2 separate regions of the Mus musculus genome follow, and region 1 is linked to region 2. Evidence: chromatin loops called from intact Hi-C (ENCODE). Cell type or tissue: heart. All regions are shown on one strand. Each heading gives the region's core, and the rest is flanking DNA. Links, peaks and the distances in the headings are about the cores only.

Region 1 (5,383 bases), core at 233-5,232, 130 kb before region 2:
TTAAGCATTAGGATAATTCAAATGAATATTGGTTTTATATCTGACTCCTTATCATCCTGAGAACAAAGACTAACCATTCTTATTTAGAACAGTCTGTTCATTCAATCAAAATACATACTCAGTAAAGAAATATACAAAAATTATTCTGTTTTCATTATGCAACATATTTACTTATAGAATAGAAAGCCACATGGCCCTTGTTGTCTTGTTACAGAATACAGCCCAGGCTTAATCTGAAGAACGTTACAATGGCAATATTTTGACAATTTAAGCCAAAGTTAGAGCCTCAGCTATCAGTTCAAATTTGGATAAAACATGTTCCATCATGAGTTTAATTACATTGTAGTTTCACTAACTGATTAAGTAAGAATATAAGTCATGCTCTACCAGCATTTCAGAGAAAAGCTGAGGAAAAAATAAAAATTTTAATTATCTGAGAAAGCTATCTTAAACAGTGGAGAGAAAGACTAATCAAAATACATGGTCAAAATTTAAAATGCAGAGTAAAATAGAAATGAGGGTCATAATTTTAGAGTTAAGAAGCCCATATTTAAAGAAAAGAAAACTGCTACGATGCATTCATTTGGTCCCTTTCACTCACCTGAGGCAGAAGGAAAAACAAAAGATTGTATTCTAAGCCTGCTGGCTGCTTGTTTCAGACCTTTGTCTTTTTAACTAATAGCATTTCATTTCAAGTTTGCCATATAAAATCCATAACACAATAAGATAGGCTAGACGAGGCAAATAAGGTTTGAGGATTGTTGTTTTTTGTTTTTTTGTTTTTTTGTTTTTTCCCCAATGCATGTCACTATTCTATGTATTTTCCTTCACTTCCTCTAACTGGTTAAAAGATGAATGAAGCCATTCGTACTTTTGTTGGTTTCTATACCTATTTTTTGTGTGTCATTAGAACCTCTGATTTGTGATGCAGAGGAAATATCTAGCATCAGGGAAAAGCCTTAGCTATGGATTGAAATGAATAAGAACATAGGCATAAATAGAATTTTATCAATACTACTGCACCTATTATTTTCATATATCACATAAGGTGACACAAGTAATGTATTCATTCTTGTGCACAACTATACAAGCTGAAGCTACTCATAATCATTTTAAAAGCACAATTTTTCAACTTCAAAAATAAATCTAGAGCTAGTACCGAGATCTTTACTTGGTTGTCAAAAGTAAGCACTAAACATTTAAATCTAGAATATATGAAGTATCATAAATGCTTGGTGCCTTATCCTTCACTAGACATCACAAAGCAGAAGAGCTTTCAAAACACAGAATCAAGAATATGCTTACTATATTCTTAGCTGCAATTAAGCTAGCCTAGGTGTCATACCTACTTAGATAAATAGCAAATAATAAATGTTTCGTGATGGGTTGAGCAGTAGTACACTCATAATACTGAAGAAGGGTTTGCAGCTATTTCTGGAAAGTAAAATCCTAAAATAGAACATGGTAACACATGGATGTTAATGGTTGTACTTAGAAGTATCTTTAAAATGAATATATGTGAATAAATGAAAGGGAAATGGCAAATTCTCTAACAAAAATTACACTATGATGATTAGGAGTTTAAAACAGAAAAAAAAAAAAAACCTCTGTGGCTCTGCTAAATATAAGTACTGTGGTGGTTTCCATAAGAATGGATTAGGAGATGTGGCCTTGTTGGAGACAGTAGATATAGAAATCTCAGATCTTTCTCCAGCACCATGTCTGCCTGCATGCTACTATGCTTCCTTGCTTCCCACCTTGACAATGATGGAGTAAACCAAGCATGCCCCAATTAAATGTTTTCCTTTATAAGAGTTATTGTGGTCATGATGCCTCTTCTCAGTAATAGAACACTGAAAAAGACAAAAATATAAAATGATACCTAAAAATCAAGCTTGATGGTGGAAAAAAATTAAAGATTATAACTTGATTAATGCTTCCACATATAAAACAAATGCTCTAATAAACTTTAAGCATATACTGCAGTTAATTTGAGTCTATAATAACATTTTTAAATTTTCTTGTAACAATTGCTTATAAAACTGTTCAACTCATGAGAAAAATAGACACACATGAGTCATTAACAGAACAACCTAGAGTACTTTTCTTTCTCATTTCTACCTTCTTAGCCCTCAAAATTCTAAAAATAAATAAATAATTTATGCAAAATTAATATCTTCAGGATAATTCAGTGTAAACACATAGTCCTCATAACCAAAATAGTCGAAGAAATTTCTGGTTATTTGACCTACTTATTTTAATCATGTGCCTCTTTGGCTATGAGTACATATGTGCAGTTCCGGTGAAAACCAGTAGAGGGTGGTAGATCTCTTGGAGCTAGAATTACAAGCGGCTACAAATTATCTGATGTAGGTGATGAAACACAAATGTGGGACCCTTGCAAGAGCAGCAACTATTAACTAAGTTATCCCTGCAGCCCTAACTCTATTCCTCTTTTAATATTCTGCATTTGTACAAGAACTGAAAGGCTACTTAAGTATCAAGCAATACAAATGGTCTTATATTCCTATATTTCTTTTGGATGGTTGTATGTTCTAAGTAACTAGTACGAGTAACTAGGTTCTGACAATATTTGAAATATTTTGCTTTCAACTCAAAGTTATTCCAAATTCTATCATTCATTAGCAAAGATTTTAATAGTTGACTGAAACTCCTAACAAATAACAGATGAGAAAATGGAGACAATGGACAAATTAGAGTGATAGCAAAATAATTACAATAATAATAATATTATTATTACCATCACTTCAAAAACTGTTGAAGAAAAAAGAAAATAGTACAAGTAAGTCTTGGCTCTATACATGTAATATGCATCTCAGAGGAAATGACTATAAGTGAGCAAACTAGAAAAATAATGATAATATTTTAAACAATTGAAGCTCTTTTACATGCCTTTAAAATATATAGTAAAAAGAAAAATCAGAAAGCCATTATCCAAAAGTTAAAGACACGAGTGAATAATGTTCCAGAAAATATTTCTGATAGTCAAGCAACAACAAATGATAGTTTTGCTAGCACTTAAAAAGTTAAGATTTAAGATATCAGTCTCTCTGATTTTCCCTGATCCCCAAAACTCTGGTGAGAAAGAAAAAATATCTTGTCACTGTCATTTATCATTTAAGAATCTCTCAACCAAGAGGCTCTGCCCTTTAAGACTCTCTTCAACAAAGCAGCCTAAGGTAAAAGCATTTATCATAATCTTTCTCTATTCCCTATATTCCTTCACCCCACCCGAAAAGTAAAAAGAATTATCAGCAAGACAGACATGAAAATTACTTTAAAAGCTTAATGTTGACTGGCTTTACGTAAATGGTCAATTCACTTTCAAAAGGATCAAAATGCCTCAAATTGTCAGAGTTCAATCCCTGTATCCATTGATTCAGCAAAAATCCTTTACAATTTCTGCTATAAAATGTGCACATTGTTAGATATCGCCAAAATACAGGTTTGGAAGACCCTATCAAATCTATATGCATCACACCCCTAAGTCATATAACCCAGATTAATGTGGGAGAAGACAAAATATGAGTTGATATAACAATTAAAATCAAATGATAAATCTTCATATCACAACTACCATTTTTACTTAAAATTACTATTGGAGAAGTTGCAAGAAGAGCCCAGTCCTGTTTTCTTTCCATAGGTTACTAACCTCATACTATACCATGATAAGAGAAGATGTTAATGCTCAGTAAGCCATCTACATGTCTTTATTACTGTTTTGTTTTCAAAAACAGGGTATCACTAAGAAAGGTATGGTGTTTCTTACATATCTCAAACTGTCCTCTAATCAGTCAACCTGATGAATGGTGAGATAAAAGGCAGCATTACAACATATTTAAACCGTGTATTTCTAAAATAATACAAGAGCATATTCAAGAGGTAAATGGGAGTGGAACAGCACAATTTACCTAAGGGAAAGACATTCTATATTATTTCTAAAATGTGGCCTTTGATTGACCATAAATACATAAAAATAAATGTATACACCCTACTATTCAGTGAGTAACTACATGTGTAAGGCGCTTTGCTAAAGAATTTTACACACAACGAAGACCAAAGTGTGGACACTTTACCCTTTCTTAGAAATGGGAACAAAACACCCATGGAAGGAGTTACAGAGACAAAATTTGGAGCTGTGACGAAAGGATGGACCATCTAGTGATTGCCATACCTGGGGACCCATCTCATAATCAGCCTCCAAATGCTGACACCATTGCATACACTAACAAGATTTTGCTGAAAGGACCCAGATATAGCTCTCTCTTGTGAGACTATGCCAGGGCCTAGCAAACACAGAAGTGGATGCTCACAGTCAGCTATTGGATGGATCACAGGGCCCCCAATGGAGGAGCTAGAGAAAGTACTCAAGGAGCTAAAGGGATCTGCAACCCTATAGGTGGAACAACATTATGAACTAACCAGTACCCCGGAGCTCTTGACTCTAGCTGCATATGTATCAAAAGATGGCCTAGTCGGCCATCACTGGAAAGAGAGGCCCATTGGTCATGCAAACTTTATATGCCCCAGTACAGAGGAACGCCAGGGCCAAAAAGCATTGTCACCAATTTTAGAAATGAAGAGACTAAAGTGAATCACCAGTAGCCACCAGGTAGAGACACCAAAAAACCTTGAGAAAGAGGTGAGAAGTGTGTAAAAGCTGGAAGTTCTGGAGATGGACTAAGAAATGCCATTCCCTAGACTTCAGACAACTATTGCACTCATTAATTCACATCAGCTGCAATTATCTGCACTGGACTCTCACAAAATCAGGCCTATTAACAATGAATGAAGAGGAGGAGAACTCAAGGGTCCCTATACTTTAACTCCTCACTATTGGCTATAGATAGATCCTGGGAAAGGAGGAAATCTCTGTCTTTAGCTGTGTACCCTCTGCTAAACACAATAGGCTCCACTGATTTTGCTTAAATCCGGTGGGTTTCATGTATGTGCCCAAGGCTCAAACACAGTGTTTGAACCTATATTTAATTTCAAATTACTCAAAAGAAAACCCAACCAAGCTGGCTGATATCCGAAATTTATTAATAGCTTCATTTTAGTTCCCTGCCCCCGCCAATGGGTATCCTTGGGTTTAGCTAAAAGGACTAAAGTTATTTCAACTATGTTGTCAATGTTTTGACTATGTGAAATGGAACCAATATATATTAGAATATTGCTGTGTAACTAAGTATCTCTGAAGACACGGTCATCAATTAATAATGTCCTGCTTATAAAGGACAAATGGCAGCAAAGCATCTTTCATTTCACTTTGGAGGAAACTCATAATTCTGTCCAATAATATTTACAGTATTTTCTAGTTTAAAAATCTCAAAAAAAACATATAAAACTATGACAGGAAGAC
Region 2 (5,383 bases), core at 329-5,328:
GTGACACATTGGCTTCAGGAAATCACATAAAGCTCAAAAGTTATAGATGAGTAGAAAAAAAGAAACTCATGTTGGTATTGCGCTCTGGGTTCCAGTACTTGATTTGTTGTATCAAGCTGGGATAACTACAGAACAGTGAAGTTAGTTAGCTAGGAACTGAAAGTGATACTATCTCATAATCACCTAGTTACCTTGTCAAATCAACTAAAACATAAAAGATGAAATAGGACGAATAGCCAAAGAGTAAATGTTATTACTACTAGAGATAAATGCTTTTCCTTTACTATATTGAAAATTGGGAGATTCTTGCTAAATGTATAAAACTATTTATGGAAACTATTCCTTAACTTTTATTTTTAAACTTTTTACTACAGTTTATACTGGGCTAAGTAAGGGGAGAGGGAAAACAGAAGTAGGCTCACTCTCTTACCACAAACTAGTACATTTCAAAGTCACATTATCAAAACTTTTGACTGCTTGGCTGAGGCAGTGACTCGTGCACTCAGGAGACCCACGGAGGAGGCTCTTTGTGAGTTCAAGGTCAGCCTGGTCTACATAGCATGGTCCTGAACAGCCAGGACTTCATAGAGATACCCTATCTCAAAAAGAAAAGAAACAAATTGAAATACATTCAACTCGAACAATAAACTCAGAACTGTTTTTCTTGAATCCAGGATGGTGTGAGCCCTCATCACTGTGATAAATATTGCAGACAAGTCAAAAGAACTGTGACTCAGTTTCTTTATTTGTAAGTGCTTGGGGTAATAGGACACATTAGGGAAGTGATTTCTAGATTTGTCTCAGGTTTTGATGAGATTTTAAAGTTGAAAGATTACTTTAGCCCAAGTCCGTTCGCACATAATGGAAGATTTCATATGTCCTAATATTTGAGCCCTGTTTTCCCGTATGGACGGTCCATAATAGGAAAGTAAACCGGAGCCAGAAGAGAAGTGCAAGTCCAGACCAAGTGGCCAGATGCCACAGGAAATGGTTTGAGTTGCATGTCACAGTCTCACCCTCTCTTCTACTATAATCAAGTTGTTGTTTACAACTGAAATGTAGACGAGCGACATGGACTTGTACTTGGGATGTGGAGTAGGATTCTACTGTTCAAAAGGCTCAGGAGAGGCTCAAAAGTTTGCCTGCTGAATCTCTGCAGGAAACTCCTTTCTCCTCATGCCACTGAAATTAGAAAGTTTACCAAAAGAGGAACCCTTTTAACTGATGAGTTGAAGAAACCCCAGTATTTCCCAACCCAATACCAGGCCCCATCGATTTCTGGCCTCAGCAGGAAATGAGCTACTACTGGACCACACTGTCAGGACTGTGAGACAAGTATGGGGAACATAACTGCTTCTGAGCATTCTCAACCAAGTGGAAATGCTGTGCTGGGATGCAGGGGGGGGGGGGGGGTTGGCGGGGTTACCCAGCCTCCAACTCCTCCCACGCTCCCCCCAAGTCCCAGACTTCCAAAGAAATGTTTCTTGGGTGAGCACATGGGGGGTGGGGGGAACAAACGCACGCAGGCGCCTCTTTCTCCGATTTCTGGCAAAGTCGAAGGAGCTAGGAACCTATGTGGTGCTTGTCTTGATTTCCTTAGCTATGAGTGGGCTCCGATGCGCTCGAAACGGAGAGGAGGGAGGCTCCCCTGCCCGGGACCCCAAGTGTTAAGGGACCAAACAGCAACTGACAAGAGGTGGGAGGGAAATGGAATCCCGCAAAGAAGGTTCGCGCCCACAAGTTAGACAAACAGCCCTACCCCAGTACTCTAGGACGCGACGCAGGGTGTCCCCAAGTTGGGGTGGGGCCTTTCTCCTCCGCAAGCTGACCCGAGAGAGAAGGCCGGATAAAGTGGAGAAGGGGTGCTCTTCCGCCCCCACGCCGTCTCCGTTCCCTGAGTTGTGCGGCGAGATCACGGCTGCTGCCGGGAGGGGAGGGCCGGCTCCCAGGCGTGTTCCTGGGCAGGACGATCCGGGGATCTCGGGTCTCCGAGACCAGCGGGGCTTGCGGGAAGACTTACCAGTTTGGGTTTGTTTCTCGTCTCCTCTTCGTTGGCGGCCCGGTTCCCCGCGCCTCGCTTGTTGCTCCGGCCCCCGCCGTGTTCCTCGCCGCCACCGCCGCCGCCTCCGGCTCCCGACGCCGCCGCCCCGAGCTCCTCCATCTTTCTCTGGCCCTGTCACCTGCCGCCCAGAAACCCCAAGTCTCCTCAAGGGCAAACACCCCTCGGAGCGCTAAGAATGTCCCGCGTCCACGGACAGAGAGGGTTGCCCGCCAAGCGCCGCTCCCAGGCCACCGGGTCTCCCCAAGCCCAGGCAACCCCGACGCAAACCACGCCGGTGCCACCACTCAGCGCTGGGGCAAGCCCTGCCCCTAAGCAGCTGCAATCACCGCGGTCGCCTCCGCCCTCGGGGCGGCGTTTAGGGTGGAGGAAAAGTAGGTGCCTATCTCTTTAAGACGGCCTCGACACACGTGATTCATCAAAGTGCCCGCTGTCGGTCGCCCGGGCGGGCTCCGAAAGCCGCTTCCTACTCGTGGAGCTGAGCCGCCTGGGCTAAGACTGGAGCCTACCAGAGGACATTCTACTGTGGTTAAGCACTGATTTCACTTCCTAGTTGTCTAGCACCAAAAGGAAGGGAACTAGTCTAGACGGGTAAAAAGAGAGAGAGAGAGAGAGAGAGAGAGAGAGAGAGAGAGAGAGAGAGAGAGAGAGAGAGAGAGAGAACCCATTTTAGAGATAGGGAAACTGAGTGAGGAGGATTCTTGTGAGCATTTTACTGGCTAGGCCACAAGTATCAGCTTTCACTAGTGTTGGTCACCCCTACCCTCCCTAGGCAGAAGGCCCTCAGGGGATGTGCTCTTGCTTCATTCTGTGGGCAGGTTTAATTAGCAAGGCAACTGGCAAAGTATAAGAAAACCACCATAGGGAGTTCTGATTAATTGCCTAGACAGATTGTATGGGCCAAAGTGGAAAGAGTGGGTGCCTCTTGCCACAATTGCCTTGTGGCCCAAAAAAATACAATCATTGCTTCCTTTGCAGGCTGTTGGTTAAGGCCAACCTACCCCTACCATAGATAGCTTTTTAACCAAAGCACCTATTTAGAATTTACTATTGGACTGAATCCTATCTTCGATTTCCCAAGCTAGTTTAGGTTTAAGGTTATTGCAAAGAGTAGTACATAAGATTTTATGTGTTGAAACTTTGTTTAAAAGATAAATCTCTAGACAACTGATGTTTTTGTGTAATACCAGGGAGCAGCGTATACTCTTCTCTCAAGGCACCGCACCTAATATTTCATCCTCAGAAGGTAGATTTTCCCATTGTTTCCAAAGGAACCTTACAAAGGCGGGGTTTCAACAAACCAACAAACCATCACAGAATTAGAGACCAAGTGGTGGGGAAGCCACTTGTATTAGAAACTTAAACACCAAGTCTATAACCATGTCTATAACCCTACTAGTGACGAAGATAACTTTGGGCTGTGAGACCATTTGGCCTTCTCCAATTCAATTTGAAGTTATGCTGAAACAAACTTTTATCAGAATGAATGCAGTATGATAAATTTGGCCATCATGTGAGTGCAATGACATAAATAACTTGAATAATAGAGCAAAAGAATTGTAGATATCTCAAAAGCGCTCAAGTCTCAGCTTTTGTCTTTATCATTAAGTTTCTTTTTAATCCTGTGGACAGGCTGTCTACGTTACCAAAGTAGCCAATTACCCAAGGAAGGCAGCAGAGGAGTTCATGCTCTCAATACAAAGGACAGAAGCTCCGAGATACCTTTGCTTTCTTGAAGATCATACTTAACTACAAATTAGATGTGTATTTTCAATTTGACGCATTCCGCACATACACAACTGAATCTAAATTTCATTCCACCTAAAAAAGAGTAAAAACACAATAGGTTTTACAGAAAGATACTGAATGGTATTCCAACACCTACACGTACTTCCTGTAGAAGAAATGTGGGTATAGGTCAAAGTGAGGGTCTTGGAGTTGGAAGGCTAAAGCTGACCTCATGTCTGTCCCTTAGGCTATTGGAAGAAACAGGCTGAAAGAACTGCATCATGGGACAAAAACTACGTGAACAGGAAACTCCCAGAGTACCTATGTCAGAAGCTCAAGAGCGCCTTCCCTCAGAAGACAAGGTTTGAGCTGTTAAAGTTCTGCTGAAAGCCTTGAAGGACCAACGAAGTACTACAAATGTAGCTTATTGTCATAGAGTTCTCCAACTATTGGGGAAGATATTTTTTTTAATGTATTGACCAATTTCAAAACAGGCACAGAAAGCATTCTAGGCAGGCAAAGGGACTGAAGATAGATTTTTGCAGAAACCCTATAATTTAAGAAAACAAAGGTGGGGGATTGTTGCAAGGCAATGCAGCAGAGCATACTGGCCCACTGGGCAAGCAGAGGCAGGCAGATCTCTATTTGAGGCCAGCCTAGTCTGCATAGCAAGGTCCAGGCTAGCCAAGGTTACATAGTGAGACATTGTCTCAAAAATAAATAAATAAATATATATATATATATACATATACATATGAAACAAGATCAATACCTACCAATTGTGGCCATCTCAGACCCTGGCTTAAGGCTTGCTGTTTATTTTTCAGCATTTTGCTCTAGCTAATGTGAAAAGCAAATTGTTAAGCAAATGTACAAACAGAATCACGAATCAGGGTCATTGGTCTCTCTTGGAAACTAACACACAAGGAAGAAAACAGCAGCCTCAGGCAAGAGTATTTTGTCCCTTAACCTAACATTTCACCAACTGCTGTCTTAGGGCTGATCTCACTTCACCTGCATTCCTGTGATTTTATTTTCCTTCTTGTCACACACACGTAGGCTTGTGGGGTGAAAAAAAAATGTCTTTTCTCTGGTGCTGAAGAAAGGAAGATATACCCATCAGCTAGACTATTAAAAGTATACATTAGACCCATTGGTTCCCCAGCCTCTTGCATCAAGTCCCACATCAGCTATTGGAGGAAAGAAAAGTATCTTTTTTCAGACTGACCTTAAGACATCCATTATCTTCATCTAAACAATCTGTCATTCATAGAAACATTAAAGGAAATACAAATTAGGGGGAAAATGAGAAAAAAAACAACTCCAAGGTCACAGCAAAATATTAATAAGTTAATGAATGACTAAAAGTAAACAAGTATTTGCTAAGCATATATTATATGGCTGATATCAAACTAGAGGTGATACAGAGTTAAACACAGGCAGAAGAGGTGCCAGACCTTCTGCTATAATGTCATATACATCTTCCTAGAGAAACTCTAGGTGTATGTTTGTTTAAAATACTGCATACTACAGATAAAACAGTACTTACAGAATGCAAAACAACTTGGAAATCAGAGCAGTAACCAACCAACCAAA

Evidence for each region. A loop is a pair of places that touch in the nucleus more often than their neighbours do. Peaks named below come from ENCODE experiments on the same cell type or tissue, not always from the same donor. Only the 100,000 strongest peaks of a DNase experiment are listed, where the experiment ranks them.
Region 1: it touches region 2 in a loop (2.4-fold over the local background); 2 of 42 quality-filtered maps call a loop at or near these places.

Annotation. Positions count from the first base shown.
Region 1 is chrX:129,881,603-129,886,985 of GRCm38, reverse strand. All of the region lies in intron 4 of Diaph2 (diaphanous related formin 2), which reads right to left. Among named protein-coding and RNA genes, the nearest start is that of Diaph2, 130 kb to the right of the region's middle. In heart, for the core only: a CTCF peak has its summit at 2,315 (motif pointing right); no DNase peak of the experiment used is centred there.
Region 2 is chrX:129,746,754-129,752,136 of GRCm38, reverse strand. It overlaps Diaph2 (diaphanous related formin 2), which reads right to left and starts at 2,395. Exons shown (of 27, transcript NM_172493.2): 1 at 2,021-2,395. The coding sequence starts at 2,161. In heart, for the core only: a CTCF peak has its summit at 2,373; DNase peaks (open chromatin) are centred at 1,396, 1,856 and 2,416; H3K4me3 peaks cover 1,900 bases; H3K27ac peaks cover 1,426 bases.